Linked DNA regions of Homo sapiens: region 1 is linked to region 2. The links are chromatin loops, found by intact Hi-C in ENCODE. Cell type or tissue: mammary epithelial cell. All regions are shown on one strand. Each heading gives the region's core, and the rest is flanking DNA. Links, peaks and the distances in the headings are about the cores only. Region 1 overlaps SCAND3 (SCAN domain containing 3). Region 2 holds the start of ZSCAN9 (zinc finger and SCAN domain containing 9).

What was found. Hi-C counts contacts between places; a loop is a spot of excess contacts. Peaks named below come from ENCODE experiments on the same cell type or tissue, not always from the same donor. Only the 100,000 strongest peaks of a DNase experiment are listed, where the experiment ranks them.
Region 1: it touches region 2 in a loop (10-fold over the local background); 4 of 110 quality-filtered maps call a loop at or near these places.

What each region holds. Positions count from the first base shown.
Region 1 is chr6:28,584,339-28,587,253 of GRCh38, forward strand. SCAND3 (SCAN domain containing 3) reads right to left here. Exons shown (of 4, transcript NM_052923.2): 1 at 1,960-2,915. The coding sequence starts at 2,379. Among named protein-coding and RNA genes, the nearest start is that of SCAND3, 1.5 kb to the right of the region's middle. RefSeq lists an enhancer at 2,580-2,915. In mammary epithelial cell, for the core only: a CTCF peak has its summit at 1,150 (motif pointing left); DNase peaks (open chromatin) are centred at 1,163 and 2,173; H3K4me3 peaks cover 850 bases; H3K27ac peaks cover 777 bases.
Region 2 is chr6:28,223,466-28,226,380 of GRCh38, forward strand. It overlaps ZSCAN9 (zinc finger and SCAN domain containing 9), which reads left to right and starts at 1,810. Exons shown (of 4, transcript NM_006299.5): 1 at 1,810-1,901. RefSeq lists an enhancer at 1,615-1,714. In mammary epithelial cell, for the core only: no CTCF peak of the experiment used is centred there; a DNase peak (open chromatin) is centred at 1,766; H3K4me3 peaks cover 1,490 bases; H3K27ac peaks cover 1,422 bases.

The DNA of each region.
Region 1 (2,915 bases), core at 145-2,644, 360 kb after region 2:
AGACAATTTTTTTCTCTTGCAATGTTTTATTTTTTTTTAATCTACAAAAAAATCACCCGAAAGATCAGAAAATATCTGCCCTGTCATCTAGTCTCTCTTGCTAGACCTGTAGTAGGCACCAAGGCTAGTCTTTACAATTCATTTTAAAGCTTATAGATTGGCAGAATGATAATCACAGGCTTTAGCTTTAAAATTCCACTGGCATTTGCACCCAGCATCACCATCAGTTGATCCTTTGTAGCCTTAAACCCCACAGTGTGTTTCTAGAGTACTTCCAGTCCTGCTTACTCCATTCTGGATCAATGCATCCAAATTCTCCACATATCCCCTTGAGGGCATCTGCTTCCAATAGAGACTGGTTTCATAAAAAGTAAAAATCTGAGCCAGGGGATGGCCTTCCTTATCAATCTAATTTCTTAATGAGGGGAAAATGTCTTTGCAGCTTCTTCATCTGCACTTACAGCCTCGTCTGCACAGACAGTTTAACACTGTGGAAAGTACAGTAGTTCTTGAAGATACTAAACCAGCCACTACTTCCACTAAATGAAGGCACTTCTGCGGGACTTCCATCTTTTTTTCTTAATGTCTCCATACATTGTGAAGGTATTTTCTTTAACTCTGAGAAAGACTGCATTGGATTGCTTCCTTGTTTGGTATTCAATCCACACACTTAACAAATGCTCCATTTCCTCCATTTCCTTATTCCTTGTTCCAACAGATTTCATAACACTGGCAGTTGTTCCAGCTAGATAATTTTATTTTTCCCATCATTGTCTCTAATTGTACATACATTTACTCCTTTATGCCAGTTGCATGACCAATCTCACAGTTTCTTTTCTTTCAAAACACTGTATAGTTTCAAACTTGTCTTCAATTGTTAAAGCTTTTCTTCTTTTATACTCACTAGCAGAAATTTTATCACAAGCACACTTCTATGGCACTTGCAAAACCCTCTGCTTGCTCCTTTTCTGGAATACAAAAAACTTTAGCAAAAAATACACAAAGATGGGAGGGAACAATGTAAATAAGTGCTTCCAAGACAGCCAGAGGAAGGATGTGGGGGCAAATGGGAATTATGTACAGTACTGTATGTATTCAGGACTTGCTGTGCTCAGCTACATCAGATACTCTGAATTCAGCTACTCCCACCTGGTGGCCCCAAACATCAACTTGCTGGGAAAACTCATACATGAGCTTACACAATTTCAGCATTATACTGACTCATTTCTGGCATACTGACCTCATTTTAAAAGATTTTGCATTCCAGAAACATGCGTTTTTAACAGATCAGACTGTATACATAAAGGGTTCACATTCTGAAAGAGTTCAGATAAATGTATGAATAGTATCACTAAAAAATATAAGAATGTCTGGCAATATCCACAATGTTCTAAAATTACTGTCAAAGAAGGCAAATATACTCCTTTAGAAACAACTCCACTGTAATGGCAAAAAGCTTTTAAAATTCTTCTAAAAATAATTTTGAGCTCAAAACATTTTACATACCAACTCTAGATACTGAAAAGAACCAAGGAAATCATGCAATTAGTATTTTCATTGTACAGATGAAGACATTAATGTCCCAGAGAAGGTGTAATATGCCCAAGGTTACACAGCTAATTAGTAACAGAGCCTAGATAGCTTCAAAAGACAGTAATTTTTTAAAAAAAATTTACTATTGTATATTTCTTTAATCTCATAGTCACTACATAAAATATATTTTCTACTGGTAAAAAATAGATCAAGCTTTTCCATTTGGTTAAATCATTTAATTATTTGTATCATACACAAAAACTGTTATCTCATATGCACGCATCTATTCATCTACACCAGTGATCAAATAAGAAATAATGCCCCAAACCAGGGTTTCCAACCACCAGCGCGAAATTACTCCCATTACTCCATTCTGGATCCATGCACCCAAATTCTCCACAGAAGATGGCACCTCCAATTTCTCACCTGCTGTCTAGGTTCATCAAGCTCCCTCTCCAAATCTTCCAGCAAAGTCACCACCTCTTCTCCACTCTCAGGATTATGCTCCCGCACCCAAGACTGGAGCTCCTCAGGCAGGATGGTCAGGAACTGCTCCAGCACCAACAATTCCAGGATCTGCTCCTTGGTATGTATCTCTGGGTTCAGCCACTGACGGCAAAGTTCCCGCAGTTGACTCAGAGCCTCCCTGGGCCCAGGTGTCTCCTGATAGCAGAACTGCCTGAAGCGCTGACGAGAGAGTTCCCTGGTATAAGACAAATTCCTACGTAGGGCTGATTCCTGATCCCAAGTGTGGTCTTCTTCTTTAACCTTTACTTTGATAATCTCCCCTTGTTCTTCTGGAGCCTGGCCAGCCAAGGCTGGGAAGACCCTAGAGACTGCTTCCATCCCGAGCTTAGACAGCTCAGGCAAAGGTTCTCTCCAGTTGGGGTCTAGGCAAATGGGTGATTTTACTTGAGCTCCTTTTTTGTTCTTGGTCAGGAAAGTTTTTGATATAAGAAAACACTCAACACAGGACAACTACAGACTCAGTTTAAAAGGACTTGTTTACGTGACAACACAGGGCAGTTACTCGGGCAATTCCATTGAAAGTGAAGCCATCCTCTGAAAAGACCAGAAATAGTGAGCACAGAGCGACTCACTAAAGCTTCAGGGTCACAAATTGAGCGGCAAGATACTTGCGAGACAGAAAACCGAGGTTATGACGGATACTTTGGCCCTAAATAAAGCCTGGGTGTATGAGCCTAGGCAAGGAAACGAAGATCGGAGCAGCCTGGGCGAGGGCGGAGAGGGAGAGGGGCTCACAAGCTGCCTGGGGAAGAGGCCCGATTGTCGCCGCGCACATGCACCCTTCCCTCGGCCGCAGCTCCCACCTCTGAGGAGCTCAGACCCTGTGGAACCCAGACTAGTGGGTCGAGGGAAAC
Region 2 (2,915 bases), core at 240-2,739:
ATCAAAGTACTGCTATAGTGGAATCTTCCCGGAAACAGACAAATGAAAGCCAGTCTCTCTCAGGGCTAACCATTGTGAAGTCCAACGTGCTGCCCACTTGACTCTGGGCTGGAGCCTGCCTGAGCCCTATAGTTGACCCACTTAGCAAGCACATATAAACCAGTGAGAGACCCTAACCAACTGCCAGTGAGACATTTAAGAAGTTTCATACAAATATTAAATTGCATTTACTTGTCACAGATGGTCATACAAAATGGAAAAGAATAACATATTTAAACAGTCTATTCAAGTCCAAGAGAAATTGAGCATTTACTCTCATTTCATAGTTTGTTAGGAAAGTTTGTAATGAGGGATTTGCAAGTGAACATGGTATGGTGGAAAAAGTGATGAGGATTTTTGAGCAAATTTTCTGCATGTTAGTGCTCTTATTGATTATATACTTATTGGATATTTGAAAGAAAAAGAAGTAAAGCATAAAGCTTGGGTTTATTTAATGCCCTCAGAAGGCTAGGTTGAGGAAAATAATAAAGAAATTTTCCGAGCTACTACCGTTTTGGAGTTAAAACAGATCATGGAGCCTCCATTAACACACAAGATACTTTCTTACTGCTTTAATAAAATAAATGATAAGATTCTGTTAAAACAAACAGAATATAGTTTAATCTACGTGACACCATCATTCTGGTTGGCATAGTAAAACTGATGAATGACTAACAGTACCTACAATTACGCTCTTTTGTACCAATAAAATTTATTTAAGGCTGGGCATGGTGGCTCATGCCTGTACCAGCACTTTGCCAGGCGGAGGTGGGAGGATCACTTGAGGTCAGGAGTTAGAGACCAGCCTGGCCAACAAAGCGAGACCCTGGTCTCTACCCCCCTCCCCCAAAAAAAATGCTGGGCATGGTGGTATGTGACTGTAGTCCCAGCTACTCAGGAGGCTGAGGCAGGATTGCTTGAGCCAGGAGTTGCAGTCTGCAGTGAGCTATGATGGTGCCACTGCACTCCAGCCTGGGTGACAAATTTATTTAATTGGTTTTGGTTTGATTTTGTATTATTATTACTAAAACTCCAGAAAACTTTTACAGCAAAAAAAAAAAACAACAAAAAACAAAAACAAGAAAGAAAGAAAAGGAAAGGAGGATGGGAGAAAGGCAGGAAGGGAGGGAGGAAGGTAGGAAAAGAGGAAGGGAGGGAGGAAAGAAGGCAAGCACGCAGGCAGATGCCTAAATAAAGAATACATAGGGGCCTGGACAAATAAATTGCTTTATGGACTGTTATGCACCCATACAATAAGTTAGACTTACATGATGAGTAAAGCTTTTTAGGATACATGAAGTGAAAACGTTAAAATAAGCGGGGGAGAAAAGGCTAAATATAAAATAATGCCATTGTGTGTGTGAGAGAGGATCACAATGATATACAAATTCCAGGCTAACGGTGACAGTGGCTGCCTCGGGGAGTGGGACTAAGGAGGGGTAGGTGGGGTTTGACATTTTACTTTATTAATTTTGGTATTGTCTGAGGGTTTTTAAACCATAAATAATGTATTAATTTTAAAAATGCTTTTAAAAATCATCATTTTCAATAGTTAACGGTCTATGCTTCATCAACGTTTTCCGTTTAAAACCTGTGTGCGGCCCACACACGTATGACATTCTGATTATGTGATTCACTGCTGAAAAAGAACTGGACGCCAGGAAATTGGGGGTTGAGTCCGAAGCAAGGTGAACGCCGGACATCGAGACATGGAATCCTAGACCGGCCCGGAAGTGCCTCTGCTCCGTCCGCCTTCGAGGAGAGGTCGGCATCTTTGTTCCCTGCCCGGCCATTGTTCGTGCCGCGCTTCTAGCAACGCCGGGCCGGTAACCCCCTCTCCCTCCTTGCGCGTTCCGGGTCTCGTGAGTTGGCTGTGGGGACCGGGAATGGAGGCGGGTCAGGGAGGGTGGGGCTGGAAAAGGGGTGTGGAAAGTGAACCTCAGCCGCTGGGAAGTGGGAGCCGGAGGAGGGGGCGGCGGTCAGTGCCGGGCGGCTTCGGGCGTCCCCTAGACCAGAGTGGTCATCCCCAGCTGTGGGGACATTGTACAAGAAAGGGTTGTAGGAGGACTGCGAGGCTGAAGGGTCACCTCGGTGAATAACGACAACAGGCTTAGGACTCAGGGAAAGAAACACCCGGGAGAGGAAGTTAAGGACAATTAAGACTTTGGCAGCCTTCACGATGGAGAACCTGTATACCCTCTTACCTCTAGATTCTGAAAGCAAATTAAGGGGCGTTGAATGGACTGGTTTTCAAGCGCAGAATGTAGCAGTTCCCGATTCCCTTTTCCTTAGTTCATTGATTCTCAAACCTTATAATACATACAAATCACTGAGGAGCCCGTTAAAGGGCATATTCTGGGTCTCCCTGTACTTCTCTCCACCTCCCAATTCAGATTCCCCAGATGTCTGCCATAGGGCCTTTCAAGCTGGAATTCAGCTGCTGCGCTGTGCTTCCTGGCATTTTGGAGACACACATTTTGGGAACACCCCCATGGGTTTCAGGTGCTTCCTGCGTCTGTGGAGAAAACTTTTCCCTTGGGCTTCTTTGGCTTCTTAGGATTGTCCTCAAAAAGAAGTTGACCTTGGGCAATCTACTTAACTTTCCCTGGCTTCCATTTCTTATCTAGTGAAATAATTATTATAATAAAACCTCAGTGGGTAATTGTGAGGATGAAATATAGTCTTGTATCTGAAAGCATATTGTAGACTTGTGCAGTGTTGACTGTTATTCTTCAGTAGCAGCAGGGCGGTGTGGAAAGCTCCAGGACTTGGAATCCACCTAAGCCTTTCTTTCTGTAAATTTAGTGAAAATAATACTAACCTTAAATGGTTGTTTTGAAGATTAAGAAAACTGAAGTAAATAGTAAAGTAAATGT